Regions from separate parts of the Homo sapiens genome. Here regions 1 and 2 are each linked to region 3. Evidence: read pairs that join two places in POLR2A ChIA-PET (ENCODE). Cell type or tissue: HepG2. All regions are shown on one strand.

Region 1 (4,000 bases), 57 kb after region 3:
CTCTACCTTAGTGATTGCTTTTCTGGAAATTTTTCCTATCAGCCTTCCTATCGGCTGTGGTTATTCACTGCAGTTTTGTTTATAATAAGGAAAGATTGAAAACAACCAATTGTCCCCCAATAGGAGGCAGGTTAAATCAATAATGGAATATTCTACAGCTATAAAACAGTAAAGAAGCTCTCTACGTAAAAGTATGGAAAGGAAACAAAGAAATCAAGGTGCAAAATGGTGTATGCAATAGGCTTTATGCAAAAAGGGAAAATTAAGAACATATATTCACTTTGGTTATATTTTTCAAAGATTCATAAAATCTAAGAAAATATAAATAAGACGTAAAAAGTTGTAGCTTTTTTGTATTGGTTTTGCTTTTATGTAATATGATTGTATAATCTATTAAAAATAAGGGAAGAAAACCAAATCTATATTTCTACATAGCTGAGTTTGAGACTTGTGAAAAATTACTACCTTCTCTACCTGTACCTTCCATATCAAGGGGTTCAAGGAGCACTTGCTGATTGGCTGATTCCAAGCCTACTGAGTCATTAATATTACATCCTTCAATCCCGTAAGAATGTGGTGAGATCCAGGCTATGCTTGACCTGACCTGACAAGCTGCATGATTTAAGGGAAACAGCACTCGAGTCAAAGTAGACTACTGGAGCCAAGATCTGGTTAATTTGCATATGACTTTAGGCAGGTCACAGACCCTCTTGTAGCTTCAATTCTTACATCATAAAGTAAAGAAATCAGCTGAGGTTAGCAAATATTTATTGGGAGATCACTGCCATCTTGGAGCCTCAACACTGCAGTAAGACTCAGTGCCTGTCCTCAAGGCCTAGAGGACTGATGGAGGAGGGAAGCAAGATGGAGACAAGGTCTGCAGAAGGAGTCAGGAACCAAGTCAGAGGGCTCTCCATGGAGCTCTGGATCCCAGAAGAGGGCCACACCCATCCCATCCCACGGCTCATGGAAACCTCTCTATAGGAGAAGGATTTGAAGAGAAGGTATCTCAGCAAACAGAATAGGAGGAAAGAAGGTGTGACCTGGGACCCATAAGGGAAGCTCAGGCAGCAAGGATTACTGAAGTATCGAGCCTGGGATGGGAAGGAGTGGCGGGTGCAGCTGTGACTGTGCCCTTCCAAAGATCCAGCCAGCTCTGACTCTCCAGGTGTCTGTGTTCCACAGGATGGTGCAGCGAGAGCACAGGCCAGGTCAGGGACAATCGAAACAAAACGGGTTCCACTGAGGACCAGGACCAAGGAAAAGTTCCCTTTGCATCCACTGGGGACCTATGGCTGGGTAGGCAGGAGCCTTTCCTCTTCAGCCCGAGCTCTGCCAAGCCTTGCAGGAGCTGCATGCATGAGTGCAGAGGAGTTAAGGAGATGGTCCCTGGCACTTGAAACCCCATTCCCACCTCCAGCATCTTCACTGCATGATGTCCCTGGTGCCCAGGGCTCGTTCTCCCCTTAGGGACATGGGCCCACCTGAGATCTCTTCTGCTGTCCCCGCCTCCTAGGGTTAGCACTGCCTCTAGTGTTGGCATGCCCCACTGATCAGTGGCCTTACAGGGACCCAGTGGCCTTGCAGGGACTATGGTGCATGGCATTACCCTCATCTCATTTGATTCCCACCACAATCCTTCGAGGTAGTATCACTGCATGCATTTTACAGATGAGACAGTGAAGCTTAAAGCAGCTAATTGCCCCATGGTCCCAGAGTTAGTTAGTAGTAGAGCTAGGATTCGAATCTGGGTCTCTCCTCCCCAAGCCAGGGAGCTGAAGCAAGGTCTTTCTCTGCCTGGAAGAAAGGGCCTGTCCATTTGCTTGACAAACAGGTTGGCTATTCCAAGCTTTGTCCCAACCATCTTGGCCAGGCCACTGAGCTCCTCCCATATCCCAGCCCACCCCATTCATCCCCTAAATCCAAGGCCAGCTCCTCACCCTCCCCTGAGCATGGCTGGATCAGATGAGCAAAAGCAACAGCGCTCACAAGATTGCCCCACTTGGCTCCAGCAATTAATTAAGAGCCGTCTGAGAGCCTCCAAGGGGCCTGCAAGCTCCAGCAAGATGCGGCACACATGGCTCAATCCAAAATATTCACTGTGTTTTTCCCTAGCTGGGGAACCAGTCCTTACCTGTTACCTGAACCTGATTAAATGCCCAAGCCGCTCACTCTTGGTGCCAGCCAGGAGCCAGCCTGCTGGTCCTATGGAAGGTGGGGTGGTGGCTGGAAACTTGACAATGATAGTCATCCGTCAATAAATACGGCGTTGTTTATGGGCTATAACATGAAGCCTCCAGGGCCTGTGCCAGGCACTGCTTATTCTGGTCAACAGGCTGCTGGTACACAGGAGACCTATGGGCTCAGCTGGGGCATGGGAGGAGCCCGAGACTCAACCCAGAGGGGACCATGGGGAGGGCTGCTCTAGGCCATGTTGGGGGCCTCATCACCACCATTCTGGTTCCCAGGTGGTCCATCCTCCACCTGGCACCGGACAACCTGGGTCAGGTATATTTTGTTGTTATTCCTCTGCATAAGACCTTCCATTGCCTTCGCATATACAGTTGGGCCCTTGAATGTTGGAATCTGATTTAGACATAACACTTCCTTGGAAAGCTCATACACCAAGAAGAAAGACACCTGCTATGACGGTGGTGGACCATGGCCCCTCATAGTCTTAGACTTGTCTTAGGGATCAAGTGACTCTGTCCCACCCTGCAGCATAGTCTATGTTCTGCCAGCATTAAAATTAAAGTCCTACTGGCTCTCACTCCAAAATACATCCGAACCCATCCATTTTCTCCACCAACACCTAGACCAGGGAGAGCTCAGTAGCCCTTTTTGGTGAAGAGCCAGATAGTGCATACTTCAGGTGTTGTAGGGCAAGAGGCAAAATCAAACCTACTATGCAGTTACTTATTATTATTTTTTTTTTTTGAGACAGATCCTCACTCTGTCACCTAGGCTGGAGTGCAACGGTGCAATCTCAGCTCACTGCAATCTTCCCTGCCCGGGTTCAAGTGATTCTCCTGCCTCAGCCTCCCGAGTAGCTGAGATTACAGGTGCCTACCATCACACCCAGCTAATTTTTGTATTTTTAGTAGAGACAGGGTTTCACCATGTTGGCCAGGCTGGTCTTGAACTCCTGATATTAGGTGATCCACCTGCCTCGGCCTCCCAGAGTGCTGGGATTACACGCATGAGCCACGATGCCCTGCAGCAGTTACTTCCATAAAAAGAGTGAAAGCACATTTCCATACTTTTTTATTAATGAAAATTAAAATATGACAATATTATTAAAAATCAAGGATATTAAAAAAATACAGTTCAACTAATGAGAAAAAAATGAATTCTTTTTTTAGAGGGGATAAAATCTCACTTCATTGGGGCTCAGAGGTAGTATTCTCTCATCAAATCAATCGAGAGTGTTCACCATTCCTACTTAATGGGCCAGACAAAACCCAGCAGCCGGCCAGATTGGGCCCACAGCCTACCGTAAGAAGATCCTTGCCCTCGACAGAGGATATTGAAGCAGGGTATTGCCAGGACATTGAGACAGCCCCCTCGCCCCCCACCCCAGATCTCCCTGCCTCCATTTTGGTTTCCCACTTGAGGATGGACCAGACAACCTGGGTCAGGTATATTTGGTTATTATTCCTCTGCTTAAGACCTTCCATTGCCTTCCCAAAGACAGGCTCTTGAATGTTGGAATCTGATTTAGACATAACAACTCCGTGGAAAGCTCATACACCAAGGAGAAAGACACCTGCTACGATGATGCCCATCTGCCTCCAGGAAGCCCGGAGCAGGCCCCAGAGGTCTGGGCACTTGGATGCTGCCTACAGGTGATGCATCAGGGCTCCAGAGGCCACCTTGGCAGGACTCACGGCCCTCTGCAGGCAGCAGTTGCTCTGCCTGATCCCTTAAGGGGTTACGTGGGACAATGATAGAGGAATCTAGTCTGACTAGCTAACTAGCTGCCAAACAAGAATTTTAGAGC
Region 2 (4,000 bases), 1.1 Mb before region 3:
TGTTGCTGTTGTTAGCCAGAAAGAGATGGCCACACCTCTATCAAGTTGGGAGAACAGAACCATTAGACAGAGTGGATTTTCTCCACCTTAGAAAGTTTTCCCTCCACAAAGAACATGAATGCATCCAGGACCAACTACGTAATTTTTAGGGCTCAGTACAAAAAGAAAATGTGGATCTGCTTGTTGAAAAAGCAGAGAAAAAAATGCTGCTAAAGGTACTAAAATATAAAGTTTTTCTTTTGGTTTTATGAATCTCTTCTGCTCATATGCATGCTCCACTGTCCCAAGTTCAAAGGTAAAATTGGAAAGAATTTCCAGACGGCCACAGCAGAGCATGAAACCAAGCTTGGGACTCTTCTGAGTATGGGACCCTGGGTGTGACTACAGCAGTTCCCATGGAGCTGGCCCTGGATACAACTCACCAGCAAGCCACGAGCAAGCTAGAAGCCAGAGGGAACATTACCCCTCTTCCCTCTGGAGTTTCAGGTGGAGGTGTGGGCAGGGATCATGGTAGCTGCCTGAGTCTGGGCTCCCAGGTGACATGGAAGGCACGGTGCTTTGTATCTGATGTTGGAGAACAGGAGCAGTTTTTCTCTCTCTTCTTTGTTCTCGACTCACCTGGGCAGTGGCTTCACCACACTGTCTATCTTTGTGGAGAGAAGGGGAATGACTTGCTCATGATGGGCAGCGGTATTTTGACTTTCCATTGTAAATACTTGATGTATACGTCTCATTATATTTATTGAGTGCTGGCTCTATGTTGGCTTCTGTTCTAGGTGTTGCTGGGATCTTCCTGTCCTCATGGAGCTTACATTCTCATGGTGGGGAGGCGTGGAATAATCAAAAGGGAGGAGTAGACCCAATGTAAAGAATGTCAAGCATGGGAGTGCTATGGAGGAAAGCAGGGTGGAGAAGGGATGCAGATGTCGGGGCTGCTGGTTTATAGTTGTCAGTAGGGTGGTGAGGGAAGGTCTCACCAAAAGGTGACACTTGATGATGAACTGAAGAAGATAAAGGAGAGAACCATGCTGACCTCTGGGAAAGAGTGTCCGGGACAGTGACAGTCAATGCAAAGATTCTGTGGTGGGAGCAGAGAACTTTGTTCTTCATTGACCTTGCATGAGTTTTTGGTGTGATTTTAGCACATGAAGATCTATGTGAAAACATTCTTTCCCTCTTTTTTAAGGAGAAAAGCAGTCCTTCTGGTACTGGCTGGGTGTGGTGGCTCACACCTGTAATCTCAGCACTTTGGGAGGCCAAGACAGGAGAATTGCTTGAGTCCAGGAGATTGAGACCAGCCTGAGCAACCTACGGAGACCCCCCTCTCTACCAAAAAAAAAAAAAAAAAAAAAGAAAAATAGTACGCCTCTGTCCTTGCAGTTAAAGATGAACAAGGAAGAGTTCCAAAGCCTTGATTGAATGCGGCTTCGTCTCCTCCAGCAGCCGCACAGCTGGGCTCTGACGTCGAGGAACTTCTATAGACAGATCTCTCTTATTAAAGGACATTTCTTATTAATGGCTGACTTCAAAGCAAACTTAAAAAAAATCCAATCGATTTCTCATTTATTACATTTTGTTTTGTAAAAGATTTTATGTCAGTGATTGCAGAATGAAGGTGCCAATAGTAAAATAATTGGTTTATAAATGGAAAGTTAATTAGGCATTCCCCTTTACATCGTCCTCTCCAAGGTCAGGGCATGACTGAAATGCAAAGAAAACACATTTGTACAGCAGGCAGATGAGAGGCTCACGTGGAGGGCTGTTAACCTTGGGGCTTGCCTCCTCAAGTGTTGAAGCAAATGGCTTGATGAGCTTCAAAGGAACGGGACATTATTGTACCTGGGAATATAAGAATGGTGTCTGCAGTTACATTAATTGGGATAACAATTATGAAAGCTTGAGAAGCCTCAAATTTCAGAGCCCACTCTAATCCCCAGGAAGACTTTTCCCTGGGTGGATATAATATTGCTATATTCCAGGTGCATTCCTAAGATGTATTACATTTCTCAGACTTACTTTGTATAGGCCATTGCCAGGGGCAGGTTTGGGGGTGGCCAGAAGATTCTTTGGTTTCAGCCAGGCAACTCTCTGCCTCCCTGGAGGGTTCATGTACTTGGGGAAAGCCAGGGTCAAAGTAGACTTGACATTTGTCTGGAAGCATGAGCTCCATGTCCTGGTTTCAGTGAAACAAAAGGCAGGAATGCAAAGATCTGTTTCCTGGAACTGTTCGTATTTACACAGTGATAACGTATTTCTTCATGTTGTTGACCCAGATGTAGTTGTATCTTGCCTGGTGACAGAGTCTGCTTTGTTGATTGTCTGCTTTGGAATTTTCTGGGCTTCTGTTGAACATGGGACTATGTTTTCCTGGAAAATAGAATATTAAAATAGTTGACAATTCTCCCATAAGTGGAGCTGCGTTCCAAGAACAGCAATGTAGGTAATCCTACCTGATTCACCTCTAGATCTCTACTTTGAGTTTCTGTTGGTGGCAACAAAGCTATCATGAGAAACAACATCCTTCACCTTTGAAAAAGAAAACTTCCATTAAAAAAAAAGCAGGAAGCTTTTTAAAAAATTATCATTGAAGGCTGTTGTCTGATCCTTACTTTAGGGGAAAAACCTTGCAATGTAACAAAAATATCAATGGGTTTACATGAGCGATTCCAAACTCCTTGCAGAAAAACTCTTAGATAGCATTTGGAAGTGTCATTATGGCAGAAGTATATTGAATAACCATGCTCATCTCAATCAGTGATGTTTCTGTATTCACATGGGCCTTGACTTTTGAAGCCTTTAGAGAAGGAAGAGTTGGCATATATTAGACACCAAAGTTTTTGCCAGCTGAATGTGTCATTCTTTCCTTTATCTCTTTACAGGAAATGTTTAGTTATTAAATTCATTGATATTTCCTGAAATGATATTGCTATTTCCCATCTGAAGGACCATAGAGGTGAGCCTCTAGAACATTGTCCCTGAAGATGTTCATGTGATGATTCTAGCACTTACGTCCTCCACAATCTTTCTTTTCTATCGGGCAGTGGCACAGAGGCATTGGGTCTGACATGAAAAGCAAAAGCATGCATAGCCTTTGCCCTGATCCTTCCCACTAGGAAGCCATTTCCTTCCCTCCAGAAACCACTGCCAGTTTTGGACAATCTCCTGCTGATGTTGTTATCATGGGGGACAGAGAGGAAATGGGACAGGAATGTGCTAGAGCTTCTAGCCCCTGCATTTCTGCTTGATTGGCCAAAAGTGATGGACAGACACAGCATTTTGGCTGATTTTGGCACAGAAAATGAAGGGAAGCTGGGCAGGACACCCAGCACAGACCCATGCACTTCATCCATAAAGAAAAACATATTTCTTTAAGTTAAATTAACTTCAGAAGCATGAGCCAGGATGACTCAGTTGGAGTTATGAGGTTCCCAGTTATTGGCTCTAGTGCTACAAACTGGCCCTTACCTCTGTCCTTTCACATCAGGTCCTTCTTCCCTATTTCAATGTCCGTGGGTCTGGAAATGAGTTCATATCTCGTCTGAGAATTTCTACAACTGCCGGAGGCTCACAGGTTTGTTGGAAACTCACAGATGAAAGCACCCGGAAGCTTTTATCTCTCTGCTGAAATGTCTTCCCTGAGGACACACACATAGTGTCATTGTGACCTTTAATCTTAATTCCTAATCATTTTTTTTTTTTTTGAGACAGGGTCTCGTTCTTTTGCCCAGGCTGGAGTGCAGTGGCATAATCTCGGCTCACTGCAACTTCTACCTCCTGGTTTCAAGGCCTCAGCTTCCCGAGTAGCTGGGATTACAGGCACCTGCCACCTCACCTGGCAGTTTTTGTGTTTTTAGCAGAGACGGGGTTTCATAGTGTTGGCCAGGCTAGTCTCGAGCTCTTGACCTCAAGTGATCCATCCATCTTGGCCTCCCAAAGTGCTGGGATTACAAGTGTGAACCACTGCGCCCGGCCAATCCTTTTCTTATCACAGAATAGTTTT
Region 3 (4,000 bases):
AAATACCATCCTGTGCCGATTCCTCCCACAAGCCCGGCCCTTTAAGCCTGCTTGGGGGCTGTGGCTTGGGCTGGCGGGCCAGAAGCAGGATGGCAAACAGGTGTGCGAGTGTGACAGGGCAGAGGCTGGAGCCACAGCTGTGGGAATACGAGGCTTTGGCAGGCCGAGGCCAGGAGGGGCGGGAGGCTGGTGCTGACTGATGGTCCTGTCATCCCGGTTCAGGATGCCACTGCCAAACTTCATGCCAATTGCTCCCAACAGAGTACACGGCTATGAGAGGGAGAGAGCTGGGACCAGATGAAGGCATCCCTGTGACGGCCACGTCCTTGTCCATGAATTCAGGGTCAGGGTGACGAATGGCAGGGCCAAAAGCTACCCTGGAATGTCACAGGAATTTGCAGAGACCAAATGCCCTTCTTTCAGAGGCACCAGAGTGGGGGCTCCCGCATTGACGGGTGGCTTCTGGGCCCCCTCCCTTCACTAAGACTTGGTGACTTGGTAATCCTCCCTCCTCAATGAAACTTATCTAAGAATTGATTAGGAAGAGGGACTGGAGCATGGCAGTAACTAGCAGTGCAGACCTGTCATCTCCATCTTCCCCTCCCATAGCGTGTGGCTCTTGCCATGTCATGACCACACTCCCGGGGGCTCGAGCTCTGGGCTTGCCTCAGCAGTCTGAGAACCACAAGTTTCTAAAGAACAGGTATGAGGAGGAGAGACTTTTCTTGCTCAAAGACATGGATCCACTCAGAAACAGCATTCAATGGTGCTGTGAGTTTCCTCCCAAGTGTAATGACCTCCTCTGACTTGGGCACTTCTTACAGTGACTTTGAACTTCTGAGCATTAGAGATGAGTGAATCGCAGAAAACTAGACCCCTTGTTAGATGGATGAGCCCAGAGAGGTTAAGAGACTTGCCCAGGGTCACACAGATACCACCCATATCAGAGCGCTCAGCTTTCCTTTCCCCTCCTCCCCAGCTTGGACACATTCCTAGGATTTGGATGTAGCAATGTGAACCGTCCTGAGCAGTCCCTTCAAAACAGCACTTAGGCGAAAGAGGGGCTGTTGGAACAAGACAGGACAAACACCCGTGTGCCTCTGCACGCTGCTCCACCCAGTTTCTCATCTTTATATTACAGAAAAAGAGTCTCAAATAACCCAAACAGGCAGGGTATGATCTGCAGACAGTCTGCAGGCATCTGCCCAAGAAGCTGCCGGTCGGCTGGTCCATCCTCCTCTGATTTATGTTGTGTGTGTTAAGCCTTAAATTGTTGAGTCTCTGGCTGGCTGCAGTGGTATTACTGGAGGGCTGGTGCATGTTTTCGGCTCACAGAGCTGGCTCCGGTACTGGAGGTGTTGGCCCCGAATCAAGTCCAATCTCACACCTGTCTGAGACAATGAGGGCCTTGTTAGACACATCTCCAGTCGAGGAGGTGCAGGCTGCTTATTTTTCACATTCAGAACCAGAAGGAGGGGGGTCTGGGACAAGGGGGATGGGAGAAGCCAAGGGGAGACGGGAAATGCTGGGGTCAGCTGCCTCTCGGGCCCTTTCCCTCTCCTTCTCCCTCCTCCCTTCCCCCGCTCTTATTTAATAAACTTCTCCTTACTTTTGGAAATTAAAAAACAAACAAACAATACTAACAGTTGCCCTCTTATGAAGGATAATTTCCTACTGCAGAACAAGGAGCTCGTGGCCTGTTGTAGGATAAATTCCCAGTCATCATGGGAGTGGAGCAGCCCAGGGGAGGAGTGGGGTGAATAGGCAGGGGCGCAGCCCCCACCCCACCCCAGCACTGAAACTTGAGCTCTTTGCACACTGAGGGCGCCTGTCAGTGAGAGGTTTTCTCTTCTGGTTTTCCCTCCACTGCTGACATTTCAGTGACAGCCGCAGAAAGTAGAGGGGACTTTGTCCCCAGCTCCATATTATTCATTGATGAAACCGCAAACTGTTCTGTCCTGGTTCAGCCTTCCTGTCCCCTGTGATCAGAGCAGACAGAGCAGGCCACCAGGACTTACGTCTGCAGACACTTTGCAAATCCAGTTCTCAAGAGGCCCTGACATGAGGCGGCCCCGGGCAGGAGTCCTTCTGGGTACAGGCTGGCACCCCTCAAGGGTGATGATCGCTCTGAAGGATCATTACTTAGTCAAAGCCACCCTGAAATGACTTTCTATTGCAGGACCACACGACGTGGAGGCCCATAGTGTAGGAGTCAGGAAAAGAGCTTCCCAGAGTTATCAAAAACCACTCTTTACTGCGAGAGCCAACAGTAAGGAGCCTGTGTAGAAGAGCTAAGAAAATCTCACACATGTAGTGGCCATGTCTTGGGGGCTTGAGTAACTCGACAAATCTCCCAGCTCTGTTTGTGATCAGGTAGGCTCTTACCTGAGCCGGGAGGCATTTAGGTGCCAGCAGTCACTCAAACAAGGAATGGGCAGCCCTATCCTTCTCATCCATACACAACTTATTTAAGCACTAAGCCCCATTGCTGACTCCTAATTTGGCCTCAGCGACACAACAGGGAAAATCCATATGCTGTTTATTTCATTTGAGACTGAGGACTTACCAGAGATGAGGTTGCGCCAGTCTGTTTCTTGTAGTATAAATCATTTGTAGCTCAGCCACCCTTGTATCTCTGTATGTACATCAGTTGACAATCCCAGAGAAACAAAAGGACAACTTTTCAGAGGCAGCAGAGTGACAGACGGTGAATAGCAATGAGCATAGGCAACCTGGACTTCTGGCTACACTCCAGCCTGAGTTTGAATCCCCTCTATGTGACCTTGAGTGACGTGTGAAGACCCAATGTGCTCACTGTTGATACTTTGGCCTTCAGAGAGTCCAGGGACTGCACTGCATAGGTTCCCTTAGCCCTGCACTCCTGGTAGAACCTGTCTGAATATGTCACCTTTGGAGGAAAGTGGCCGAAGAAGCAGGTGTTGCTATTTCAGGTCAGCTGATGCCAGGGAGGCCTGATACCTATGGAGACCATGGAACCACCAGTTTCCTGTCTCCTTCTCTAGCCATGCCTCCCTGCCTTGTTCTGGGCCACAAGGTGCTCCATTCTTCCGAAGCTCATTCTTGCTCTGAAATGACCAAAAAGTCAAGCCAACGAACAGGAGGGAGGCTGGACACTGAGGTGGGTGAATGCTGCAGATCTTCCTGCTTGATCTCTGAACACCCATGACCAGTCCTGCCCACAAGCTTTGGTCCATGCTGGATGCCTACCCAGAAAGTTCCTTCCTCTCCTCCCCACCACATCCCCGAATCCTGCCATTCTTCAGGGCACCTCACCTGCCCCATCTCCTCCAGAACATCTTTGTCCTCACTGAGGCCCAGACTGACTCCCTTCCCGACTCCTGACTGATCTGTTGGTCTCTGTCACTTTGGCATTTCCCCACACATTGCCTTCTGCTGTTACCAGATAGGCTGCATGTTTGAGTGACGCTTCACCAACTGTCATGGCTATGATTTTCCACCATCTGTGCTGTAAGACAGTAAAAACTCAACCACCACCACCGAGATGCCATCCAGGCAGGCAACCCTGAGCGTGCCCCCACCCGCTACACACTCTTCTCCCCAGAGCACATCAGGGTTCTGAGATCAACAAGTTGGAAGGAGACTTCCAGGTGGGCAGGAACGCTCTCTCCTTCCCAGGACCCCCACGAACCTAGCCCAGAGCTGCAGAGAAAGGGGTGCATGAGTCGTTGAGGAAGGATTTTTCCTTGCTCCTGGGACAGCAAGTCAAAACTGTTTGTTTTAGGTTTTAAGTTAATTTCAGAATATCCTGCCCTAAACAATTTCTTTCCTTACATAGCACCAACTCTCTGCTGGGGCCCTTTGGCTGTTTCCTTTCTCCATTCTTTCCTTCTCCTTTCCCAGATCCCAGCTGGGAACCTGGGGGGAGAGCCTGGCTGGCACCACCTGCCCTTTCTTGGGCCATTTCCCTTCTTGTTTGTGATGAGGAGGAGCCTAGGAAGTCTCCATGCTTCTTGGCTTT

What was found. ChIA-PET counts read pairs that join two places held together with the same protein. Peaks named below come from ENCODE experiments on the same cell type or tissue, not always from the same donor. Only the 100,000 strongest peaks of a DNase experiment are listed, where the experiment ranks them.
Region 1: POLR2A ChIA-PET joins it to region 3 with 5 read pairs; 5 of 35 experiments call an interaction of 5 or more read pairs at or near these places.
Region 2: POLR2A ChIA-PET joins it to region 3 with 5 read pairs; 2 of 35 experiments call an interaction of 5 or more read pairs at or near these places.

What each region holds. Positions count from the first base shown.
Region 1 is chr21:34,758,712-34,762,711 of GRCh38, reverse strand. The region is part of intron 1 of LINC01426 (long intergenic non-protein coding RNA 1426); the gene reads right to left. Among named protein-coding and RNA genes, the nearest start is that of LINC01426, 15 kb to the right of the region's middle. In HepG2, no CTCF peak of the experiment used is centred here; no DNase peak of the experiment used is centred here.
Region 2 is chr21:35,952,012-35,956,011 of GRCh38, reverse strand. LOC101928269 (a long non-coding RNA gene) reads left to right here. Exons shown (of 6, transcript NR_110418.1): 6 at 1,187-1,352. Among named protein-coding and RNA genes, the nearest start is that of LINC01436, 51 kb to the left of the region's middle. RefSeq lists an enhancer at 2,143-3,342. In HepG2, no CTCF peak of the experiment used is centred here; a DNase peak (open chromatin) is centred at 2,231; H3K4me3 peaks cover 270 bases.
Region 3 is chr21:34,815,948-34,819,947 of GRCh38, reverse strand. The region is part of intron 7 of RUNX1 (RUNX family transcription factor 1); the gene reads left to right. Among named protein-coding and RNA genes, the nearest start is that of RUNX1-AS1, 18 kb to the left of the region's middle. In HepG2, no CTCF peak of the experiment used is centred here; DNase peaks (open chromatin) are centred at 1,387, 1,907 and 2,771; H3K4me3 peaks cover 804 bases.